Linked DNA regions of Homo sapiens: region 1 is linked to region 2. Evidence: chromatin loops called from intact Hi-C (ENCODE). Cell type or tissue: heart left ventricle. All regions are shown on one strand.

Evidence for each region. A loop is a pair of places that touch in the nucleus more often than their neighbours do. Peaks named below come from ENCODE experiments on the same cell type or tissue, not always from the same donor. Only the 100,000 strongest peaks of a DNase experiment are listed, where the experiment ranks them.
Region 1: a loop joins it to region 2, with 2.3 times the contacts of the local background. A loop is called at or near these places in 29 of 110 quality-filtered maps.

The regions. Positions count from the first base shown.
Region 1 is chr2:37,170,871-37,178,870 of GRCh38, forward strand. SULT6B1 (sulfotransferase family 6B member 1) reads right to left here. Exons shown (of 7, transcript NM_001367551.1): 5 at 4,262-4,356; 6 at 564-720. Among named protein-coding and RNA genes, the nearest start is that of SULT6B1, 14 kb to the right of the region's middle. In heart left ventricle, no CTCF peak of the experiment used is centred here; no DNase peak of the experiment used is centred here.
Region 2 is chr2:37,886,283-37,894,282 of GRCh38, forward strand. No RefSeq gene overlaps it. Among named protein-coding and RNA genes, the nearest start is that of PIRAT1, 14 kb to the left of the region's middle. In heart left ventricle, a CTCF peak has its summit at 4,839 (motif pointing left); DNase peaks (open chromatin) are centred at 3,169 and 4,819.

The sequences.
Region 1 (8,000 bases), 720 kb before region 2:
AGCTTCAGCTGCTATCTTGTTTTCAGAAGGTGATCATCAGAAAGGACTCTCAACCGCAGAAAGGACCCTAAAAGATGGTATGGGGCGGCCGGGCGCGGTGGCTCACGCCTGTAATCCCAGCACTTCGGGAGGCCAAGGCGGGCGGATCACAAGTTCAGGAGATCAAGACCATCCTGGCCAACATGGTAAAACCCTGCCTTTACTAAAAATACAAAAAAATTAACTGGGTGTGGTGGCACGCGCCTGTTAGTCCCAGCTACTCGGGAGGCTGAGGCAGGAGAATCGCTTGAACCCAGGAGGCGGAGGTTGCAGTGAGCTGAGATTGAGCCACTGCACTCCAGCCTGGGCAACAGAGCGAGACTCCGTCTCAAAACAAACAAATAAACCAAAAAAGATGGTATGGGGCTGCCAGTTACAGCTCTGGAGAGCCTGTGTCCAGACCTCTTACTGAGGCGGAGAAAAATAAAACCCTATCTGACTTAAGATGAAGTTATTTGGATTACCTGTTGTGTGCAAAGTCAGTCCCTAACTGATAACAATCCCAGAAACCAATGCGACTTTACCTTTGCGGAAAAGGAATGGGCCGACAGCACCGTGTGTGTCCTGAGACTTCGCACGCATGGCTTGGAAGGTGCTCTGGACTGAGATAGTTTGAATTTGCTCCCCAGTTAGAAAGAATCCCAAGAACTCAGCAATCTGTTTTATTCCAGCAGCCAGATTCTGTAAAAAAATTTTCTTAAAGATAAATTTCTTCCTATGGAAATTGTTCTCTGAGCTGAGACAGACTTTTTAGTCATCAGAGTTATTCAGCCTAACTCCCTAGTTCATCTCATCCCCCACTTTAAACTTAGAGTACTTTCATCTTCTTATGTAAATATTGAGATATCTCTGTAAGATATTCTGTATTGATTATACTTTGTAGTTTCAATTTATGACTCTTGTTGAACTTACCAGATAATAGTTTTTAGCATGTAAATAATGACAGTAACATTAATTCACAGGTTATAATTTTATCTAGGATGATATCATTGCATTAAAAAGTACCAACTTAGACCAGCTGAAGAAATTAATGTATTCCTATGTGCTCATTTGAATTCTCTTTTTTTCTGAATTCTATTTATAGCTAATGTTTAATTCCATTAAGAAAGTCTAATTTTTAGAATCATAAAAACTTGAAGAATTTTTTTTTTTTTTTTAGACAGGGTCTTTCTCTGCTGCCCAGACTAGAGTGGTGCAAGGGCACAATCACGGCTCACTGCAGCCTGGACTTCCTGGGCTCCAGCAATCCTCACACCTCAGCCTTCTGAATAGCTGGGACAACAGGTGTGTGCCACCACATCTGGCTAATTCTTGTATTTTTGTAGAGACAGGGTTTCGCCATGTTGCCCAGGCTGCTCTCAGAGTCTTTAATAGACCAGTGCATAATGTGAATCTCCAAGAGAGCAGGCTATAGAATACAGCAGTTCCTAAATCTATTTGAATAACCTCCTCCCAAACCTCAAGAAATATTTATTAACAGCTGGGGCAACACTTGTATTCTATGGTGCACAAGTTTCAGAAACATTATTCTAAACTAGAATTAATATGTTCTTTCATATTATATACATGCATCCTATAAACAGAAAGGGTCGATTAAATCTCACTTTTTTTTTTTGAGACGGAGTTTCTCTCTTGTTGTCCAGGGTGGAGCACAGTGGCATGATCTCGGCTCACTGCAACCTCCACCTCCAGGGTTCCAGCAATTCTCCTGCCTCAGCCTCCTGAGTAGCTGGGATTAGAGGTGTGTGCCACCACGCCTGGCTAATTTTTGTATTTTTAGTAGAAACAGGGTTTCACCATGTTGGCCAGGCTGGTCTCGAACTCCTGACCTCAAGTGATCCACCCGCCTTGGCCTCCCAAAGTGCTAGGATTACAGGCGTGAGCCGCCGTGCCTGGCCTAAACCATACATTTGCTTGTTTGTTTGTTTGTTTGTTTTTGGTTTTTCGTTTGTTTGTTTTTTGAGATGGAGTCTTGCTCTGTGGCCCACGCTGGAGTGCAATGGCACAATATCAGCTCACTGCAACCTCCACCTCCTGGGTTCAAGTGAGTCTCCTGCCTCAGCCTCCTGAGTAGTTGGGATTACAGGCACGCACCACCACACCCAGCTAATTTTTGTATTTTTAGTAGAGACGGGGTTTCACTGTGTTGGTCAGGCTTGTCTCGAACTCCCGACCTCAGGTGATCCACCTGCCTCGGCCTCTCAAAGTGCTGGGATTACAGGCGTGAGCCACCATGCCTGGCCTAAACCACACTTTCTTTTTATAAGAATGTAATGTAAGACTGGTGTTAGAAACCCAATTAAGTTAAGGAGCACTTGATACTCCCTTCTCTTTAACATGCTTTCTCCACAGGATTCTGCTTTCCTTCCTACCTCAGTAGCCCCCGCTTCCTGGTCTCCTTTGCTGATTCCTCCTTTTTTCCCCAAACTCTTTAAATTGGTGGGCTCCAAGTTCTTGGTCATCTTCTCTATCTATATACCTACGTATATATTTCCATGGCTTTAAAGCACGGCTATGTGTCAGTGATGCCCAAATTTTATCTACGGCCCAGAACTCTCTGTACTTACAAGGCCTGTATGCCCAACTGCCTACTTGACTTCTCAATTAGGACGACTAATAAACATCTCAAATTTAATGTGTCCAAAACCAAACCTCTGATCTCCCCGACAGTTCTTCACCTGCTGCCATCTCCTACTCAATCGGTGGCAACTCAGCCCTCAATATTATTGGCCAGGCCAATAATATTGGAGGCTTACTTGACTTCTCTCCTTGTCTTGCCACTCTCCCCTCCATCCAATTCAGCAGCAAATCCTGTTGGCCTTCCCTTCAACATATATCCAGAATCCAACCTCTTCTCATCCCTGCATGGCCCCTTCTTGGCCTGAGCCACCATCTTCCTTTGCCTGGACTATTGCAGTGCCCTCTTTACAGCCCTCCCAGCATTTGCTTTGCCCCAGTTCATTCTCACACCTAGCCAGAATGATCTTGTTAAAAACACATCTGCTCCAATCACTCCTCTGCTCAAATCCCACGATGGCTTCCCACTTCCCTCAAAGTGAAAGCCAGAGTGAGTGGCATACTCCATCCTACCTCCTTGACTCTTTCCTCATTGGCTGTTCAGCCCTGGTTTATTCCTACTGACCCAGGCACATCTGCTGTCCCTTAATCTCACCAGGACTATCCCAGCTTTTGCTCCAGTTGATTCCCTCTGCCAGAAATGCTCTTCCCCAGTTACCTACTTGGCTCACTCCCCCACTTCCCTCAGATCTTTGCTCAAATCACATCCCCTCAGTAAGGTCTCTCCTAATCTTCCTATTCTTTTTTTTTTTTTTTTTTTTTTTTTGATACAGGATCTCACTCTGTCACCCAGGCTGGAGTGTGGTGGCCTAATCATGGTTCACTGCAGCCTCTACCTCTTAGGCTCAAGTGATCCTCCTGTCTCAGCTTCCTGAGTAGCTGGTACTACAGGTACATGCCTAATTTTTAAAAATGTGCCCAGGGTGGTCTCGAACTCCTGGCCTGAAGTGATCCCCCTGCCTCAGCCTCTCAAAGTGTTGGGATTGTAGGCATGAACCACCACACCAGCCTAAACATCATATTTTACACTGGAATTTGTCCAATCCTTCCCCGTGCCTGGCCCCCCAGCATTTTTAATTTTCCTTCACCAGCTATGCTGTTTCTTTTTTTCTCACATACTATATACATTTTAAAAATTATTGTGTTTATTATGTATCATTCTTTCTTTCCACCTTCTCCAACTGGCATGTAAGTTACTACAGGGCAGCGATCTTTGCCTTGTCTGTTCACTGATGTAACACCAGGGCCTAATTGGTGAGCAATCACTCACTAGATATTTGTTACATCAATAAACAATTTTTAAAAAATGACTGGATAAATTAGTTCACAACCAAGTGTATGTTCAATTAAATCAACTCAGACCTACCTATTTTTTTTTATTACCAATTTGAACTATCCATCATAAAGGGAAAATAAAGCAGTCACTTTTAGTAATAAGTTGCTAAGCGTTATTTTATTTCTGTTAAATAAACAACCTAAGCATGTATGCATGGTTTGAATTTTCTTTTCCAGCACTGTACCATATATCTGGAATATTTTTAAAAATTGAACACCATATTTGTTTATACAAACAGACATTATAAGTAAGTGCTCTACGTTGTAGTTTACAATAAATTTTGCTCTAAAATATCAATAATAATCTCACCTCTTTCAGGTCTTCATATAATATGAACTTAACATTGTCGCCATCAAGATGTTTGTTCCAATTGATTGCAAAATCAAAATACCTTCCCCAAGAAACTAAAAACACAGGGGGGAAGACTTTAAGAAATGTCAAATAACTGAGGTTAAAATGATCATTAATTTATGCTATAAAATATAAACTATACATATGTGTATATGCTCGAGATATCTTTATGTTATTATAAATCCCTGCCACCAAAAAGCTGATATAAATCAGTCCCATTGTCTAAATTTCTATTTATTTTCTTACCTTTTGGAACATTTTTCATAAATAACACAAAATTAAGCAAGTTACAAAAATGATTTATAAAAACTATAAGACATTCATGAATATTTAGGTGGATTAAAAAAATTCAGAAATAGTGAATGACACATGAAATCCGACAGAGACAATGCCAGAAAGAAATGATGAAAAAGACATTTTCTAGACCATCGTTGTTCAATAAAAATGTAATGCTAGCCATATACGTAATTTTAAAAAACAAAAGAAACAAATGAAATTAATTTTAATGTTTTACTCCACTTAACCCAGTTTATCAAAAATATTATTCCATCATATAATCAACAAAAATTTGAGTGAAACATTACATTATTTTAATATGCTAAATCTTCAAAAGCCATGGAGTATGAGACATATACTGAAAATCTCAATTTGGATGCTAAATTTTTATTGAAAATACTTGATGTATATTTAGATTTAATAAAACGTACAGTTTAAAAAGTATATTCACATACGCAACTTATTACACTTACTTAAAAGTTTTCCATTAACTGAATTGTATATCCCTTAAAAATTTTGAATTAATTCCATTTTTTTAAAATGAGAAATTTAGTTCCTTGGCACCAGTCCCATTCAAGTCCCATTTCAAGTGCTCCGTTGTCACATATGGTTAGTGGCCTACCACATTGGACAATGCAGATGCAGACACTGGTCAGCTGTGCTGGTTACTAGCTCTGTGACTTTGAGAAACTCTTAAAACTCCTTGTACCTTAGATTCCTCAACTGTAAAATGGGGCGTTATGAGGTTTAAATGAATTAACACACGTCAAATGCTAAAAACAGTGCCTGCTTCATAGTAACACGCAATAGCTTTTTTTTTTTTTTTTTTTTGAGATGGAGTCTCACTCTGTCACCCCGGCTGGAGTGCAGTGGTGCAATCTCAGCTCACTGCAACCTCTGCCTCCCGGTTTCAAGCAATTCTGTCTCAGTCTCCTGAGTAGCTGGGACTACAGGCACACACCACCATGCCTGGCTAATTTTTGTATTTTTGGTAGAGACGAGGTTTCACCATATTGGTCAGGCTGGTCTTGAACTCCTGACTTCAGGTGATCCGCCCGCCTCGGCCACCCAAAGTGCTGGGATTACAGGTGTGAGCCACCCCGCTCGGCCTCAATAGCCATTACTATTATTAATAATATCATAGTTATTATCATGATCATTGTTATCATGAAGCCCTTGCTTTGAGCCAGGCAGTTTCTATGTGTTTTATTTTCTGTCACAAATACCGTAAGTTGCCTACCCAACATCTAATACATCCTCTTTCTTGTTGCTAACCAAACCCTGATTATTTGGGTCTAAGCTGATCATGACAATTCTGTTTCTTGATATCCTGCCTTCCTCAGAGCTGTAATTGGCCACATGAAATGGTTCTGCCCAGTGAGACACAAACAAGAGTCTGCTGGAAGGTTTCTGGCAAAACTATTGCTGTGTGGAGCTAAGGAACACATTCGGCTACTGCTGATGTGTTCCTCCTTTTTCATGACCTAAAGGTGATGATTGGAAGGATAGTAGCCAATTTCAGGGTGTATTGCAAAAAGTATGAGAGAGAGGCCAAGGGAATATCAGAGGTGCAGGCCAGAGATCCCAGGAACCAGCTACCTACCTTCAGACTTCCTGTTAAATGAGAAAAACAAACCTCTCCAAGGATGGATAGGGAAACAGATATTCCCTAAAATGCATTGTCCCACTGATGACAAGTTTCTCATCATCATTTGCAACAACACGGAGGGAGGACATTATGTTAACCAAAATAAGCTAGACACAAAAAGAAAAATACGAAGCCTGGGCAATATAGTGAGGCCCCATCTCTACAAAAAGAAAAAAAATCAGCTGCGCATGGTGGTAAGTGCCTGTGGTCCCAGCTACTTAGGAGGCTGAGGACCACGTGAGCCCAGAAGGTCAAGGCTGCAGTGAGCCTTGCCGCTACACTCCAGCCTAGGTGACAGAGTGAAATCTTGTCTCAAAAAAAAAAAAAAAAAAAAAAGAAAGAAAGAAAAAAAAGAGAAGAATACAGCATGTTTTCACTTATATGTGGAATCTTTACAAAGTCAGATACATAATAGAGAGTAGGATGGTGGTTACAGGGATGGGGAAGGGCAGAAAATAGGGAGACAGAAGTCAAAAGGTACAAACTTGTTATGAAGTTATGAATTATTCAGTTATGAGCATCTTGAGATCTAATGTACAGCATGAGAATGACAGTTAATGATGACAGTTAATGATTTTATACCATATAATATTCGTTAAAAGAATAGATTTTAGGTGCTCTTACTAAACACAAAACAGGTAATTGTGTGACATGATAGATATGTTAATTTGCTTGATTGTATTAATCATTTCATTGTGTATACGGTGAAACATCATTTTGTTGTACACCTTAAATATATACAACAAAAATAAATACATTTTTTAAAAAGTAGCCCTCTTAGAGTGAACTGACAACAGCTTCTCCTCCAGGGTCATTGGGCTTTAATATCCCATCTATTACACCGTACAGACTCAAAAGAGCCACTAAAAAAAGGAATCAGTTACTGGTCTCTGGCCACTATACTCATGGATGTAGAGTCACTGCCACTTACAAGCAATGGCAAGTGATTTAACTTTTTTTTTGAGACGGAGTTTCTCACTCTTGTTGCCCAGGCTGGAGTGCAATGGTGCCATATCTGCTCACTGCAACCTCTGCCTCCTGGATTCAAACAATTCTCCTGCATCAGCCTCCCAAGTAGCTGAGATTACAGGCATGAGACACCATGCCTGGCTAATTTTGTATTTTTATTTCTTTATTTTTTATTTTATTTTATTTTTTGAGTTGGAGTTTTGCTCTGTCACCCAGGCTGGAGTGCAGTTGATCAATCTCGGCTCACTGCAACTTCCGCCTCCTGTTCATGCAAGTCTTCTGCCTCAGCCTACTAAGTAGCTGGGATTACAGGCATGCAACACCACACCTGGCTAATTTTTGTGTTTTTAGCAGAGACGGGGTTTTGCCATGTTGGCCAGACTGGTCTCAAACTCCTAACCTCGAGTCATCCGCCCGCCTCGGCCTCCCAAAGTGCTGGAACTACAGGCATGAGCTACTGTGCCTGTCTGATTTATATTTTGATTAGTTTCCTCATCTGTACAATGGGGCTAATACCACCTTACTCATAGTTTGTTATAAATCTTAAATTAAAATAATGCATAGACGACCCCTACTTTAGCACCTGGAGCATTAATAGACACTTAGAGTTATCAATAAACCAGAGACAAAATATCAACATGTTTAACAAAAACTTATTTCTGACAAAAACTTATTTTCTTTCTAGCAAACAAATGTCTTAGGTATAGTAGCTCAGTGTCATGGTTTTTTAAAAAATATTTTTTGTTTTTATCAGTGTTACATAGTGACAAGGAAGTTCACTAGAAATGGTTTTCTACATCACTC
Region 2 (8,000 bases):
TAGGAAGTGGGGGAGGGAAGAGAGGAGAAAGGAGAGCACAGGAGGTGGCAGAATGTGGAATACGATGTCATATAACTCCCTGGGACTTCTCTGTGACATCACTAGCTTTGTGAGATGATTAAGAGAAAGACCAGTTACAGAAATTTCCGAGGAGTCGAAGTTTCCAGATTGAAGGCAGATGAAACAATATTCATGAATGCAGGAGTCCAGTAGAGTCCCAATAGAAAGTTTTCCAAATCCCCAAATGGCAGGGGAGGTCTCAGCTGGCATCTAGGTTCCACAGTTAATCACTTTAAGTCAGTTTTCATATCTAAATAAATATAACTTGCTTGCTTTACTCATTTTCAAATTTTGGGAGGAGACTGTACCAAGTACCTTTTTGGTCCTCCTCAACTCAAGACATCCTAATTCCTTTGATGCTCTAAATTACAGGTTCCCAAAGTCTGGTCTTTGAAAGCTCTCCAAGTGGTCTGTGGGTTGCTCAAATGCAATGGGAAGGTTTTGTTAGAAGAGGATTTTCTACTAGAGATTTGAATTCTCCATAAAAGGGTACAGAAATAGATATTTGAAAATTATAACCACAAAGATGGTCACATGCTAGGCAGACACTTCAAATGGTGTGGGGTGTGTGTGTTCTGTGGTTGCAAGCAGAAGCTTTGAGGTAGGCGGTCCAAGAGATTCCTTCAGCATGGTTCACAGTCTGAAGTCTCATTTAGGATGAAGTTAAGCCAAACTCTTACAGGGCCATTAAGAAATCAAAGCATGCCGGGCCCGGTGGCTCACACCTGTAATCCCAGCACTGTGGGAGGCCGAGGCAGGTGGATCACTTGCGGTCAGGAGTTCAAGATCAGCCTGGTCAACATGGTGAAACCCCATCTCTATTAAAAATACAAAAATTAGCAGGGTATGGTGGCATGTGCCTGTAATCCCAGCTGCTTGGGAGGCTGAGGCAGGAGAATCGCTGGAACCCAGGAGGCAGAGGATGCAGTGAGCCAAGATTGTACCACTGCACACCAGCCTGGGTGACAGAACGAGACTCTGCATCTCAAAAACAAACAACAACAACACAACAACAACAACAACAAAAAGAAATCAAACCACTTTGTTTGAGAGTCTTTAAAACAGGTATTTATAACTGACACCTCAACTGGGAAAACATCTTGACCCTAAACCTTTGCAATTTCGTTTCTGACCACAGTGGAGGGATGTCTTGGCCACATCACCCTCATATCCAATTTTATATCTAGTAATATAAACAACTACTCAGCTTTGAAGTTTAATGCCGAGTCATATTTTAGGGGATGGTTTGGAAAGAGACTGGCTAGGAAATCCTTCCTCAGAAGGGGTTTTTGTTTGTTTGTTTGTGTTGTTGTTTTGGTTTTGCGTTGTTTTTTTTTTTTAGACAGGATCTTGCTCTGTCACCCACGCTGGAGTGAAGTGGCATGATATTGGTTCATTGCAGCCTCGACCTCCCAGGCTTAAGCAATCCTCCTACCTCAGCCTCCCGAGTAGCTGGGACTACAGATGTGTGCCACCATGCTCAGCTAATTTTTGTATTTTTTAAAGAGATGGGGTTTTGCCATGTTGCCAGGCTCATCTTGAACTCCTGGACTCAAGCGAACCACCCACCTCAACCTCCCAAAATGCTGAGATTGCAGGTATGAGCCACTGTGCCCAGCCAGAAATGGTCTTTTGAAAACCTTCATTAATCTTTACTGTAGCACCTATTTTCCAATTTTAATATAAACAATGCTGCTCCATCCATTGGTTCAAAACTATGGCAAGAATAGAGATCATTCAGATGTCAATAATTTGGAAGTGGTATAATTGCATGTAATCCCCCCAAATCATAATCAAACAGACATAGAAACTAGAATGATGAAAGAACATTGAGGTCACTTTCAACAAAACTGGGTGAAAAGGAATTCTCACAACTCCAGAATATGGGTGGGTGAACCAAAACATGAGACAGCAGCAGGAGCTGAGAGAGCAAAGAAAGTCCAGAAATATTGTATGAACCACAGCATCTCTAAATTGCCAACGAAACCTGCCCTTCAAAAGAGGAGACTATACATTGTGTGAGAATCTATGTGAGCAAACTGAAAAACATTCCGGGAGAAAAGCTCCCATGTGATGGGGGAAGATGGCGGGACTGTGCTGTTGTCAACTTGGTCTGACAATGTGCTAGGCTGGAGAACAGCCCCAAACACACCCACATTCAAATCCCTGGAACCTGGAACTATGTTACCTTCCACGGCAACAGGGATTTAGCAGATGTGATTAAGTTAAGGATTTTGAGATGATGAGATATCCTGGATTATCCAGATGGGCTTGATATCATCACAAGGGTCCTTATGGTAGAGAACCAGGAGGATCAGAATCAGAAAGTGGATGTGACCACAGAAACAGAAGCCAATGCACTTTGCAGGTGGAGGAAGGGGGCTTGAACCAAGAATGTAGTCAGTCTCTACAAGATGGAAAAAGCAAGGAAATAGATTCTCCCCTAGAGTCTCCAGATGGAGGCCAACCCTGCCAATACCTTGATTTTGGCCCAATGAAGCTCATTTTGGACTTCTGATTTCCAGAACTGTAAAAGCTAATACATTTGCTTTTTTTTTTTTTTTTTTTTTTGAAACAGAGTCTCACACTGCCTCTCCTGGGCTGGAGTGCCATGGTGTGTTCTTGGCTCCCTGCAACCTCCGCCTCCCGGGTTCACACGATTCTCCTGCCTCAGCCTCCGAAGTAGCTGGGATTATAGGCGCACACCACCACACCTGGCTAATTTTTTTTTTTTTGTATTTTTGTATTTTTAGAAGAGACAGGGTTTCACTATGTTGGCCAGACTGGTCTCGAACTTCTGACCTCGTGATCCGCCCGCCTCAGCCTCCCAAAGTGATACATTTGCATTTTTAAGCCACTAAGTCTGTGTTTTGTTACAGCAATAATAGAAAACTTATACAGATGGAAACTATATCGCCCAGAACCCTCTTTCCTGTATGTTCTGTTAGAGTTGGCCAGAAGAATTTAGATGAGATTGGGGAAGTGAGAGTGAAGCAGGAGCCATTCCTCTCTGGAGCGCTTTGTGATGAGATAAGATGCCCCACAGGGTCCAGGCCGACTTCACTGTCCGCCTCTGTGCCTCGCTCTGCTTCCAGACTGCTGGTCCTGCTGACCCACAGCACCCCAGGCCTCCCTGCAGGTGCTTGGCTGTGAACCCACAGAGACCATGGCCACACCAAGGCAACAGCTTTCCTTAGACCTCTGGGCAAACTCCCTTCACAGAGCCACATCAGCACTTAACATTTGGCTTCCCAGATTCAATTGCATTCTCCAACCTGTGCTCCCACAGAGGATTAGCTAGATGATATCAGTGTTTCTCAAAGTGATTATATCAATTTATTTTGCAATGACTGAGAGTTTTCTATTATTCCATAGCCTCAACAATACTTGATATTGACTAATTCTTAATTTTGACCAATCTGTAAGTTATGTGTTGATATCTCCTTGTGGCTTTAATTTGCATTTCCCTGATAACCAGTGAAGTTGGGCATCTTTTAATACTTTTAGTGACCTTCTGGATTTTCTTGTTTGTGAAGTGCTTGCAACTTTGGCCCATTTTCCTTCTGGGCTATCTGTCTTTTAAAAAATTGGTTTATAGTTCTTTATATACTCTGGATATTAGTCCTTTATCAATTATACATATTACAAAGATCTTATCCCAGTGTGTGGCTTGCCTTTTCACTCTCTTTAAAAAGTCCCAGCCAGGTGCAGTGGCTCATGCCTATAATTCCAGCATTTTGGGAGGCTCAGACTGGAGGATCACTTGAGTCCAGGAGTTCAAGACCAGCCTAGGCAACATAGGGAAACCCCATCTCTACAAAAAAAAAAAAAAAAAAAGCAAAAATTAGCCGGGTGTGGTGGCACATGTCTGTAGTCCCAGCTATGCGGGAAGCTGAGGTGACAGGATTGATTGAGCCTGGGAGGTGGAGGCTGCAGTGAGCTATGATCATGCCACTGCACTCCAGCCTGGGCAACAAAGTGAGACCTTGTCTCAAAAACAAACAAATAAACAAACAAAATCTCCCTAATATTGATGTGATCAAATGCTTACCATGCATACACAAAACCCCAGCAATTCTACTCCTACGTATATACCCTAGAAAATCTCTTGAAAAATTCTCCAGGTGCAAGACTGTCCATAGCAACATTGTCCCTAACAGGAAAAAAGAAACAAACAAAAAACCGAAAAACCTAAATGTCCATCAATATAAGAGATAAGAGTACGTAAGTTGTTCATACAAGGCACTTATCTTCACACACGTGAATCCACATGGGAGAGTCTCAAGGTTACCTATGGGGAGAGGAAGGGATATGAGATGGGAGGGGTGCACAGGGATGCTGGTGACATTCTGTTTTTTAACCTAAGAGGTGTTTGCACAGCTATTCACAGTGTTTATTCTTCTTTGAAATGTGCATATATTTTATATATGCACTGTCATATTATCTATGTTCCCAATAAAACATTTTAACAGATATTATTCTCCTAATAATCCTATTTGTCATCTTGGTTTAAGGAAGTGCAATGGAAGATTCTGCATACTTGGGGGGAGCAGTTCCCATATCACATGGGCTGTGTGTTAAAAATTCAGACTGCCAGCCCCTACCCAGGCTACAGAATCAGAATGTCCAGGGTGGGGCTGAGGCAGCAGTGTCCAGGGGCACTCAGGGGTGCTGTGGTCATTTTTTCCCAGGTCATTTTCTATCTGAACCTATTGGTCCATCCCAGAGCACCCAGCCCTCTGCAGATCCGCCAGCGTCGGTGGCTTCCTACTGCCCTCTTGTGGCCGGTTTTTCTACCCAAACTGGGCAGAGTCTGACAGCCAAGCGCCAGGGAGTAGACAGAATGTGTTCTGGGATCAGGGGTCTGTCTGGATTTTGTGGTGGCTCCGAGGACCTGCATAGTTGAGCTAGATGCCAAAACATGACACCTAGAACCCACTAGCTTGTCTGTTATTTTTGTTGAAGTCCTATGGATCCATAGACCCCTCCTGGCTGCTCCAAACCCTCGTGTGCTTGGTCCCCACCACCCACAGGGATCCCCTTTCTCTGGGTTCGCCTTCCCACCCACACCTGTCATGCACACACACCTTCCCTACATTATCTGGTCTTCATTTCTGCCTAAACAAATATGTATGGTCTAACCAGATCTCTGGTCCTGGTCTCTGCTGGACGATCTTATTCTGTCCTTCGATTCCACAACACCAGGGCTGTTGTGAGACAGATGAACGCTTAAGACCAGGACCCAGTTGGACACACTCAGTACCTACTGCTTTCTCACCCCCATTCTCCTTTCTATTCCATTTCGCTTTCTCTTCCTCGATCTGTCAGGGTTTCTAATCCTGACAATGAGCTTGAAATGGTCAGGTTTACTCAGAGAAAAAAAAACAAAACAGGCAATTGGTATCACTCAAAGAAGAGCCTAGACCAGGTCTCAGGGGCAGATTCCAAGTATGTAGAGTCCCCACTCACTCGCCTTACCTCTGTCCGCAGCTCAGACGCCGTGTGAATCCTAAATTTAGACCCTGCTATAACATGTGGCTACTGACCTCCAGAAAGGCTCCTCCCCAGAAAGTCATAACCCACCCAAGGGAAGGCAGTGCAGTATAATGATTAAAAATATGAATTTGGAATGATAATTTCATTGGAATCTCTGTTTGCTTATATGTTGGGTGGGCTTGGGCCACTTATTTTTACATCTCTAAACCTCAACTCCCTCATCTGTAAAATGGGCTAATGATATTTAACTCACAGATTGTTGTGATTATCAAATGAGACACTGCATTTTTAAAATGCTTATCACATTTCATAACTAGGAAGCACTTAACAGACACCGTCATTATTCGTTATGAAGTCCAGACTTTGTAGGACTCAAAGGACTCTATCTCAGGGGTGGAATCATCTGGAGCCCTGGCACCATCGGTTGCCCAAGGCTCCTTTCTGAACAGCCAGGTCCCTGGGAATTCTCTAGGGAATGAAGTTGGACTTCATTCAAACTTCATTCTTCTTCTTCGAACTCCACCATGATTCTGGCCTAGAGGCTCTGACCTCCCGCCCAGAGATCACACTGCCTCTCCTCAGTCTCATCCTGTCAATCAAGTCGACTACGGGACCTGCTCAGTCAGGAGCGTGCACTCCACTTTCTCTTCTATTCTCCTGCTGGCTTCCTCTCCTCCACCACCCCTTTCCTCTCACTTACTTTCAGCTGCCAAGAATAAGATACTGTTTTACCCACATCTATCTACTGTCACTCAGTCGGGGACTGGGGCTTCCTGAATCAGCACAACTTTTTCTAATTAGGTTTGCCATAGTTGCATGCTTCAAATGTAGTGGTTGAATTCCTCAAAGAAACTCTTCAGGAGGAAGGAAGGGTGTGGCAGATTATGCCACCCCAAAATATGCCACTTTGGCGTGTTAAAAAAAAAAAAAAAACCACTTCAGCAGAATTAAATTTAAGGGAGTTTAATTGAGCAATGAACAATTCACAAATTGGGCAGCCAACTCAGAGAGACTCCAGGAGTGCCTTGTGGTCAGAACAAATTTATAGACAAAAAAAAAGTAAAGTGACATATAGAAATAGGAAGTGAGAAACAGCCTGACTAGCTACAGCTTGGCGTTTGCCTTATTTGAACACAAGTTGAACACTCAGCAGTGTATGAGTGGTTGAAGTATGGCTGCTGGGATTGGCCAAGACTCAGTGACTGTTACAGGTGCATACTCCTAGTTAGGTTTTCAGTCTCGTCTACCAGTTAAGCTAGGTTGCAGTTCATCCACAAGGACTCAAATATAGAAGTACAGAGTCCTTCTCAGGCCATATTTAGTTTGCTTTAACAGACGTAAGGATTATTCTGAGCTGATGATAATTAAGAAGTGGACAGAAGAAAAACTCTGCTCTCCTTTTTTCTTCCAGGAAGGGCAGGACAGTTCTTGGTCCCCTGAGACAACCGTAGATCCTATATCCCACACACTAGACCAGAGGAACAAACTTGACCAACCAGCCCTTACCGTCCATGAGTTTCCCATTTATCTTCCCACAACTTGCTACCCCATGAAGTCCAGAGTGCTTTTCCTTTCTCTTGTTAATTCTCTACAAAAGTATTGGGTTTTTTTGTTAAGATGTTATATAAGCCCAAGTTCTAACAATCCCTTTGAGTTACTCATCTCTAGGTACCTCCATGTGTATGTGTGACACATGCTAATAAACTTCTGTTTGTGTTTCTCTGGTGAAGGTGCTTTTTTGTTAGTCTAATATACAGGGCCTCAGTGGGAGAACCTAAGATGGCTAGAGGGACAAGATTTGCTTTCCTCCCCTATAAAAGCAACCCAGGGGTGGGTAGGAGGAAGAGGCAGGTAGTGCTCTGTTAGGAAGTTCTCTGTGCACAAGTTCAGCATCCCTAGAAGGCCTCTACTCCTACCCTCAGTCCTGCTTTGTTTATTCAATGCTTTCTTCCTCCTGTCCTCCCAAGTCAAGTATCTGCGTAAGGCTACCTCCTACTTGAAGTTAGCAACCCCTGGGCTGCTGACATGGCCCATTCCTACAAATGATGGCATTGATTAGAATTCACACTCAAAGCAAATTTTGCCTGATTTATTGGAGAAGTTTCCTTAAATCCTCCTTCTGTTCTATGTCCTCTAGGCCATTGAGCCTGGAGTGTCATTGAGAGTACTGTGAGCAATCTTGCCTTGCAGTTAACCACTTAATAAACTCTTTATTCATAAGTAGATGTTGGGGGAAAAGGATAACTTCACAGTAATCACATAAGGACTGGATTATGGCCCCAGCTCCACACTCATTGGCTACGTGATCTTTGTAAGTCATTTTCCCCTCCCTGGGTTCCTCATCTGCCAAATGCGAAAGCTGGGCTGGATGGGTAAGAGCCCTCTTCCAGCTCCGATGTTTCAACATCAGGTTCGCCCGCACACTAGAAACTCAGATTTGCACT